2 separate regions of the Homo sapiens genome follow, and region 1 is linked to region 2. The links are chromatin contacts, found by Hi-C or POLR2A ChIA-PET in ENCODE. All regions are on one chromosome and are shown on one strand. Each heading gives the region's core, a stretch centred on a gene start or an enhancer-like site at or near the end of the contact. The rest is flanking DNA. Distances are from core to core; before and after follow the strand shown.

What was found. A loop is a pair of places that touch in the nucleus more often than their neighbours do. ChIA-PET counts read pairs that join two places held with the same protein, here RNA polymerase II (POLR2A). Pooled maps may share reads with other maps.
Region 1: a map of gastrocnemius medialis shows a loop between it and region 2 (2.7-fold over the local background). The contact joins the enhancer-like site here to the promoter of UQCC2 in region 2. A Hi-C loop is called at or near these places in 65 of 168 maps with a recorded cell type or tissue (A673, CD4-positive, alpha-beta T cell, CD4-positive, alpha-beta memory T cell and 35 more), 22 of 37 single-sample maps with no recorded cell type and 43 of 50 pooled maps. POLR2A ChIA-PET finds 5 or more read pairs at or near these places in 24 of 52 experiments (A673, AG04449, AG04450 and 20 more).

Annotation. Positions count from the first base shown.
Region 1 is chr6:33,766,790-33,771,447 of GRCh38, forward strand. LEMD2 (LEM domain nuclear envelope protein 2) reads right to left here. Exons shown (of 9, transcript NM_181336.4): 9 at 4,424-4,658. Among named protein-coding and RNA genes, the nearest start is that of LEMD2, 20 kb to the right of the region's middle. RefSeq lists an enhancer at 2,987-3,521 and a silencer at 3,363-3,657. Within about 2 kb of position 1,967, at least 4 of the 41 ENCODE cell types and tissues checked have a DNase peak (open chromatin) inside an H3K27ac peak, as active enhancers do; they include gastrocnemius medialis and prostate gland, where a contact is called at or near this core.
Region 2 is chr6:33,709,277-33,713,785 of GRCh38, forward strand. UQCC2 (ubiquinol-cytochrome c reductase complex assembly factor 2) reads right to left here and starts at 2,424. Exons shown (of 4, transcript NM_032340.4): 1 at 2,273-2,424. The coding sequence starts at 2,410. LOC124901304 (a long non-coding RNA gene) reads right to left here and starts at 2,173. Exons shown (of 3, transcript XR_007059548.1): 1 at 2,032-2,173; 2 at 1,419-1,575; 3 at 303-487. RefSeq lists enhancers at 1,020-1,917, 1,944-1,993.

The DNA.
Region 1 (4,658 bases), core at 717-3,216, 57 kb after region 2:
GGGTGGAGCTTCTCTGAGGCCTGCCACCCTGCCTCTAGTGGATTGGTTTACGTGAGCCAGCACATTCACCTTGTGCTGAAGTTTGTCTGAGTTGTGTTTCTGGGGGATCTTGTCCATTCTTGTGTTAATTATCTATTGGGAGTAACAGTCTACCCCCAAACTTAGTAGCTTCATGGTATAACATTTCATAAAAACTTCACACACACACACACACACACACACACACGCACGCACACACACACAAAATTGTTGAAACCCAGATACGGCCTGCACCTAAGTTAATAGGATTGTATCAAGGTCAGTTTCCTTGTTTTGATAGTATGTTGTGGTTATGTGGGATATTATCATTGGGGGAAGCTGGGTGAAGGGTACACACGAACTCTCTGTACTATTTTTGCATCATCTTGTGAGTCTTAAACTATTTCAAGTTAAAAAGTAATAATAGGAATTTGGTGGCATAAGACAACCATTATTTACTTATGCTTCCACCCTTTGGGCAGTGTGTGGTGGGAACAGCTTATCTTTTCACATGGTGCATCTGGGCTGGTACAGAGTAGCTGCACTCACGCATCTGTTGTGTCAGCTGGGATGCTGGAACGGTGGGGCTGGCCAGGCATCTCTCCCCACAAGGCATCTCCAGCTGGGCAGCTGGACCTCTTTCTATGGAGACTCAAGGCCTAAGAGGGCAAAAGGGGAGGCAACGAGGCCTCCTGAGGCCTCAGACCGGAGCTGGCCAGTGTCCTTCTCACCACATTCCACTGGTCAGTGCAGTCATGGGGCCAGCACAGATTCAGGGGAGACAAAATAGACTCCACTTCTTGATGAAAGGAGTGGCAAGGAACGTGTGGCATCTTCAACCCACCGCCATTGCCAAGTATGTCAGAGACTTCTGAGTTTGTCAGCTGAGATCTAGTCCAACTTTCTCACTTGGGATGAGGAGATGGCAGCTGGAGACAGGAAGAGGGTCAGCCACATGGGAAGTGTCATGGACTTAGGGACAGAGCTGGACTTCCAGCCAGGGCTCATCCACCCTCACCCCATCCAAGCCCTCAGCTCCACGGGTGGGACAGCCTCACCAGCCTGGCATAGCTGCTGGATTCTGTTTTGCACATGTTGGTGTTTGCAATCAGAAAGTTCAGCGGTCCTTCCAGTGTGCTTAAATTAGTCCCCATGAAAACCAAATCATTTCATTTGCAGAGAAGGGCTTAATTGCAAGGGGAACGAGGCAAAGGGAATTCTGTTGCCTGTTTTCATTGAAGAAAATTACTGTACTTTCCTCTGTCTCCTTACTAAACAGAAGCAGCTTAGAAATTGGGCTGTAATCATCAGTGATACCTCCTTTACCCTTTCTTCTCAGAGGTTGTTGTTCAGCTCTTTCCCTGTTCCAAGACTGTACTCGGGACTGTTCCTACTTATCTGCCCGGCCAGGGCAGCCCAGTCCTGGTCCCTTAGTGGGTAACGCTTTCACGGTTTGCAATATAGCCATCCGTCCCTGGAATCTCACCACACCTTCACGATGCTGAGACAATCACCCTGACTTCATGGAGGAGCCTCAGTGATGAACTGGGCCACACTCTTGGCAGGAAGAAACATCCCATCACTTTCTTTAGAAACCAAGTTAAACCTGCTTCAAGCTCTCACTCACAGGGCTGGTGAGAAGTCATGTTTTAGAGGGCCTTCCTGGCCAGCGTCTTATACAAATCCTGGAGTTTGTGTGGTTCTGTGCCCGGCCTCTAGACCATCTTCACCACGGCTTCTTCTGTCATGTGGTGCTGGGGGCTAGGCAGGTCCTCGGGGCTCCCCTGGCTGTTCCACTCAAGGAAATGCAAGTAAACACAGCTGCTCCTGGCCAATTTGTCTGGCTAGTCTGGGAGACTTGTCCCATCTCATACAGTCCAGCCTGGTCCCCTCTGTGGTCAGAACAAGGCTGCCTTCCCAGAGATAGCCTGCAGGGGGCGGGGTGTGTGCTGCAAGGCAGTGGGAGGGCTGGGGCTGTGGCAGATCAGAGTCACTCAGATTGGAAAAAGAAACACGAGTAAACAAAACCAGCCTGAAAGGAAACTGGAGGAATCCAGACGTTAGAAACTCAGTGCCAGGTTGGGCACGGTGGCTCATGCCTGCAATTCCAGCACTTGGAGAGGCCAAGGCAGGAGGATTGCTTGAGCCCTGGAGTTTGAGACCAGCCTGGGCAACGTAGTAAAACCCTGTCTCTACAAAAAGACAAAATTAATCAAGCATGGTGGCATGTGCCTGTGGTCCCAGCTACCCGGGAGGCTGAGGTAGGAGGATTGCTTGAGTGACGGAGGCTGCAGTGAGCTGTGATTGCACCATTGCACTCCAGCCTGGGCAACAGAGCGAGTCTGTCTCAAAAACAAAACAAAAAAACCTCATTGCCAGGTTCTTCTCCTTCTGGGATCGAGGTTTCCATTAATCTATTTCTTGAATATTTATTGAGTGCCTCCTGTGGGCCTGGCAGTGTTCTGATTGCTGGGGACACAGCAGTGAATGAGCCAGACAGAGGCTTGTGTAGTAACTCACCTAGATACAGGGATAAAGTGATTTGCCCAAGATCCCAGCCACTGAAGGCCAGAGCTGGTCCTGAGGATGCTGAGCCCTAGGCCTCCACCCCCACCCGTGTGCAGCGTCACTCCTGGGAAAACATGGGGGCGCCAGGTGGCATGGTGCCCACGGGGTCCTCCCACCTGCCCTCATCCCTTGCCTCTGTGTCCCTGCACATCATGGGACCCTCTGTTCAGACTCTCTGCTTGTGTCTAGAACTTTCTCTGGGGATGGGTGGAGAGGCTGGCCTGGCTGCCCGGGGAGGACTGTTTTGGAACAGTTGGGTGACTTAACTGTATAACCGCTCTCCCGCGCCTTCCTTTTGGGGGAGACCGACAGGATAATGGATTTGAGTCCACACACCTGCCTCAGCAAAGGGATTTTTTTTTTTTTTGAGGCTCAAAGTCAATGGTGTATTAATTAAGGGGGAACAGCTGCTACCGCAGCTCTTATGATAAGTCAGTGACAAATGGCCATGTTTACCATCTTCTTGAGTCGAGACTCCGGAAGGTGGCCTGGAGCTCCTTGGTGGATGTCCATGGCTGAGATTTGTGGGGTACAGCCTCCCCTTCCCTGCCCCTGAAGCTTCTTTATCGGTGTCCACTGTGGCCCGAGAGGGCCGTCTGTCACCGAGAAAAGACAGGTCTGCAGCCCAGGGAGCTCTCTGAAGGGATTTGGGCAGAGAAACTGGGATCTCAGCAATCACTCCAGCCCACAGATGCCCTTGGACAAACCCACCGCCCCATACTGTCCCTTGTGAAATAAGAGCTGCTTGAAAGGGGACTTGGCCCTGAGAAGCTGAGGAAGGTGGAAAGCCTGCTCTGAAATGTCTGCAGCCTGAGTGAGGCCGAGGACACACCTCGGGGCCTCTGCGCCAAGGCGCTCTGTGTTCCAGAAAGGAAGAAGCTGGGCTGGCAGGGGCCTTTTGTTATTTAGTTTATTTTGATCTCGCTCCTGCTCTCCAAACAGCTTCACAGAAATAGAGCCTTGCATTAGCTCCCTTCTCGGCTTAAAACAAAACGTGGCAGAGGGAAAGTCTTTCATGAGGAACAGAAAAGGGAAAGACAGGCTCATTTTTTCCCGAGTTGCGTTTCCAGGTCCTTTGACTATGGACCCAACTGTGTGACTCTAGTGACGAGGATAACAGGCTGGTGCTCACTGTGAACGGGAAAGGTGACCACAACAGCCCACAAGCCCCATGGGGCATGGCAGGACTGGCTGCCTTCTTGGGGTGACTGACCTTGGGGCCTCTGCAAAAGGAAGGACAGCAGTGAGATCCAGAAGCACACTCAGCAGCCCTGGCAAGGGAACCCTCATGTGCCTGCCAGACCGCATGGGTGGGCAATGAGTGGGCTTCCCTATGGTTGGGCCTCAGAGGAGACAAAGAAGTCGGCCTCATGAAGGGACGCTACCAGCTGCTGGGAAGCCCCATCCAACCTCACCCTGTTCTTTCTTCCTCCTCCTCCCAGGGCTGGTGCTGAGCACCTGAGGGGAACCTCTGGGTCTTGAGGGGAGGCAGAAATGGAGCCAAAGGAAAAAGGCCCCACTAGCCCCCACTTCTGGCCACCCACTGGGACCAAGGAGGCACCCTGCATGCTGCAATCCTCATAGCCACTCTGTAAGACAGGGTCATCACACGTTACAAATGTGGAAACTGAGGCTGTGAGAGTTATGCAGCTTACTCGAGAACTGGTCACTGGGTGGCAGAGGCCAGAGGTCTGGGAGGAACTGCAGAGCCCACGTCCTGCTGTCTCTCCCACCTTCCCTTCCAGCCACCTCCCAGAGCTGGTGCTTAAGGAGTCCACACATTGCCATTCCTTAGACATAGCTTTGGGGGAAGGGAAAGAACCATGGGCAAGAAACATCCGTTTTTAATAAATAGTTTATTCATCCAGCAGTTTCAGCCCTGATACTGAAGCCTGTTGCGGTGTTTCTTATTTTTCTGGCTGGAGCCTGATTATGAGAACATGGCCTCACCACGGGGCCAGCGCTCAGATTCCTGCCCTGCCGATCATCCAGACATCAGAGGAAATGAGAGTATTGCTCAAATGAGGGAGACTGGAGCTTTATTAAGGAAACAAAAAATACCAGTAAGACTA
Region 2 (4,509 bases), core at 1,174-3,673:
GGACACACAAATATTCCTTTCTCACTCTTCACAACTTCTCTTCATCTAGTTCTGCTACATCTGAAACTATATTCAAATTATCTTTGTCTCATGAGCCACAACCAATTATTTACTTATCCATTCAGACATTTACTGAGTGTTTTTTTATGGGCCAAGAACTAGCTAGACACTCGTAGGGGAGAGAGGGAAAGATAAAAATGGCATCATCTCTATTTTCAGGAAGCTCATACTAAAAATATGCAGGGAGTACAGCTTTAGAAAGTTCACGGGTTTGTAGAATTGGGACTAGATAAGATTCTTGCCTTAAAGATCTTTACACTTTGGGCCAGTGAAGACCACCATGAATAATGTGAGGGCCCTGGGTATCGTATAACCTGGGCCAGACACTCCCCAGGCTGCCAGCCAATCAGCAGTACAGTCACAATGATGCCACTGGGCGTGCTCCTGCTCCTTTAGGTGGGCTGGCTTGGCTCTGTTTCGGGCTAAGCTGAAAAAAAAAAAACCCATGTTCCTTCTGTAACAAGTCTTGGCCAAGTTTCACAAGTCATTTCTTCAGACTGTGTGTATATGCATCTCATTATCTCATTTCATTTCTGGTCTCTTGCCCGAGCCCCAGGCTCAAATATAGCACTGCCTACTTGACATTGCCACTTGGAAATCAGTGTACTTGGCATCTCAGGTTTAACCTGCTTAACACCGAACTCGAGATATTCTTCCTACACTTCACCTATTCCTACCTCAGTAAATGGCACCATCTTAGACCTAGATGCCCAGGCCAAAAAATATCTAGGTGCTATCTTTGGTTCCTCTCTTTTCCTTTATCCCACATCCCATATATCAGCAAGTCCTGCTGACTCAACCTGCGCATAACCTGAATCCAACCACTTCCATCTTCTGTGCTGCCGTCCTCATCCAACCCCCCACCATCTGTCGCTTATAGTACCATAATCGGCTTCTCTCCAGCCTCTTTTTTTGTTATTGCCCCCTATAGCCCACTCACCACATACAACCAGAATAGTCTTTTAAAAAGTAAATTAGGGCACATCAGTCCCCTCACTAAACATCCCCAGTGACTTCTCACTGGCCTTATAATGAGGTCTAAAGCTAATCAGAACAGATAATATCCTACTGTGCCTGGCTCCGGACCTTCACCTTAGCAAACTCCACCTTACTTACTACCCTGCAGCCATTCTGGCTTTCTTTCTGTCCTCAAACATGTCAATCTGCCTCCTGCCTCTGGACATGTGCAGTGTCTGGAATGTCCTTCCCGCCAAGTGTACATGGCTGGCTCATCCTCTTGCCTTAGGTCTCACCTATGTGTCATCTCCTCAGAAAGGCCCCACTAATAACATTACCCTTTTATCACGCTACCCTATTTTCTATCGATCACAGTACTTATCTGTCTTACGTACACTTACCTGCTTATTGTGTCCTGAACTACAATGTAAAACTTCATGCGGGCAGGACTTCACCTGTTTAACACTGCTGTTTCCCTAGCACCGTTCCAGGCATATGGTAGGTGCTCAATAAATACGAGCTATATGAATGAATGAATCCCAGAGCTGCAGCGCCAACCTGGAGGAAAGCAAGAACATAGGCCTACTACTCACACACAGCTGCGTGAGCTGAGGACCCAAACCTGCTGCACAGGCTTACAGGGGCTCAGGAAGAACGCAAACGCTTAGCGGGGACCTGCAGAGTTAACTGGGGATTAGCTCAGTCAATACACAACACTGCGAAATAATGAGGTAATGCTACCGTGACAAGGAAGCAAAAAGCTGAGGCTGTCACCAGCTGCCACTGGTGGTGTGGGTCTCAACTCTCTCTGCACCTTGAATCACCTGGAGAGCTTTTAAAACTCTGAGGTCAAGACCCCACCCCTAGAGATTCTGCATTTGAAGTTTTTGTTTGTTTTTTGATTTGTAGAGACGGAGTCCCACTATGTTGCCCAGGAGGTCATCCTGGGCTCAAGCGATCCTCCCGCCTCGGCCTCTCAAAGAGTGCTGGAATTATAGGTGTGAACCGCCGCACCCGGCCCATCTGGAGTTTAAAAAAAGCTTCTTCGGCAATTCCAAGGTGCAGCCGGGGGAGAGCGCTGAATACAACGGGCGTCGCTATCAGTAGCTCCCTGGGGGAAAAAGGGGGTCCGCGCTCACGTGCTGCCTGGAAAGAGGGCGCGCGCATGCGCAGATCCCCCTGCTAGCGCGCTCGTTGGCCCCGCCCCTGCCTCGTCCTTTCCTCCCCTCGTCCCAGCCGCCTCCCCGCCGGTCACCTGGGTATTCTCTCCCTCCCGAAAGGCCTGTGCTACCCGCTGTCGCAGGTAAGCGCCCAAGTCCCGGCCCCGTTTGGTCTCGTCCACTGGCCATTCCTCACAGAGCTTAAGAAAACGCCGGTACCGGCTGGCCGCCATCTTGGGCCCCGCGTGTTCCCGCCTTAGCGGGAGGAGTCGGCGCCGACGAATGGCGCTTGCGCACTAAGCCTCGCCGCCTGCCTTAGGAGTGGAGCGGGAGGCCGGAGTGGGCATGCGCGACTTTGTAGGCGCACCGCTACTCTCCGTGTAGGGGCGCTGCTCGCCTTTCTCTGCAAGCCGAGCTAATTCAGTCTTCGTCCTCCTGGAACCGGCCCAGCTCCCAGGGGCAAGGCGGACGTGGAGTACCCCAGAGACAGCTTTGCGTCTCTTTTTCAATGACTGCACAAGCTTGAGACTAAAAAACCCTCCCCCGAGGCCTCCGCTGTTTTGCATAAACCAATATATTTGCATGTAAATACAGGTTACTGGATGAAAATATGTTTGAACGTTGTTCGTGGGTGCCCCCGTACCTGTCACTATCCCTTGGTACTCGGCCTCAATTCCTTCTTTAGTGCTTCCTAGTTCTTGTTCTTCTCTGCCCAGTCCCTGTTAGTATCCCTTCTGTTCCCCCCTTCCTACCCCTCATAAGCCAGACATTTTTCTCTGGGAGGCGCAGGTTTTCTAGCATGAGCAATGCCAACTGTGTTGATTCAGACTAGAAAAACTTTTTTTTTCTTTACAATTTATTATTTTGTATTGTGGTAAAATACACATAACAAAATTTACTATCTTAACCATTTTTTTTAGACAAGGTCTTGCTATGTGGCCCATGCTGGTCTCAAACTCCTGGGCTCAAGTGATCCTCCCACCTTGGCCTCCCAAAGTGCTGGGATTACAGGTGTGAGCCACCACACCTGGCCTTAACCTTTTATTTATTTATTTATTTATTTTGAGATGGAGTCTTGCTCTGTGGCTCTGTCGCCCAGGCTGGTGTTCAGTGAATGGCGCAACCTCCGCCTCCCGGGTTCAAGTGATTCTCCTGCCTCAGCCTCCCAAGTAGCTGGGACTACAGGCGCCCGCCATCATGCCTGGCTATGTTTTGTATTTTTAGTAGGGACAGGGTTTTACCATGTTGGCCAGGCTGATCTCGAACTCCTGACCTCAGGCGATCCACCTGCCTCGGCCTCCCAAAATGCTGGGATTACAGGCGTGAGCCACGGTGCCCAGCCAGCCATTTTTAAGTGTACAGTTCATGGGTATGAAATAGCACTGAATAATGTTGTGCAGCCATCGCACCATCTCCGTAACTCTTGTAAAACTGAAACTCCATACTCATTAAACAATAAATCCCCATTTCCCCCTCTCCCCCCAGCCCCTGGCAACGACCATTCTATTTTGTCTGTATGATTTTGACTACTCTAGGTACCTCATGTAAGTGGAATCCTGCAGTATTTTTGCAACTGGCTTATTTTGCTTAGCATAATATTTTCACTTCAAGGTTCATTCATTTTGTAGCATATGTCAGAATTTCCTTCCTTTTTAAGGCTGAGTAATATTCCGTTGCATGTATATACCACATTTTGTTTACACATCCATTGATAGACACTTAGGTTGCCTCCATGTTTTAGCTCTTGTGAATAATGCTGCTATGAACATGGATGTACAGACATCTCAAGACCTTGCTTTCAATTCTTTTGGTATATACCCAGAAGCGGAATTGCTGGATCATATGGTAATTCTATTTTAAGTTTTTTGAGGAACTGCCATACTGTCTTCCACAGCAGCTGCACCATTTTGCACTCCCACCACCGGTGCACAAGGGTTCCAATTTCTCCACATCCTTACCAACATTTGTTATTTTCTGGTTTTTTGATAGTAACCATCATAATGGGTGAGGGCTGTATCTCAATGTAGCTTTGACTTGCATTTGTCTAATGATTAGTGATATTGAGTATCTTTTTATGTGCTTATCAGCCATTTGTATATCTTCAGAGAAATATCTATTCAAGTCCTTTACCTGTTTTTAATCGGGTTTTTTTTTTGTTGTTGTTGTTATTGAGTTTTAGGAGTTCTCTGTATATTCCAGATATTACTCCCTTCACAGCTATGTGATTTCAGAATATTTTCTCCCATTAAAATGTGTTTGTTTTATCAAGTCTTCTCTTATATGTCTCTAGCTACATCACCATGTGGACTAATTTTTGTTCTCAAAAGACTGT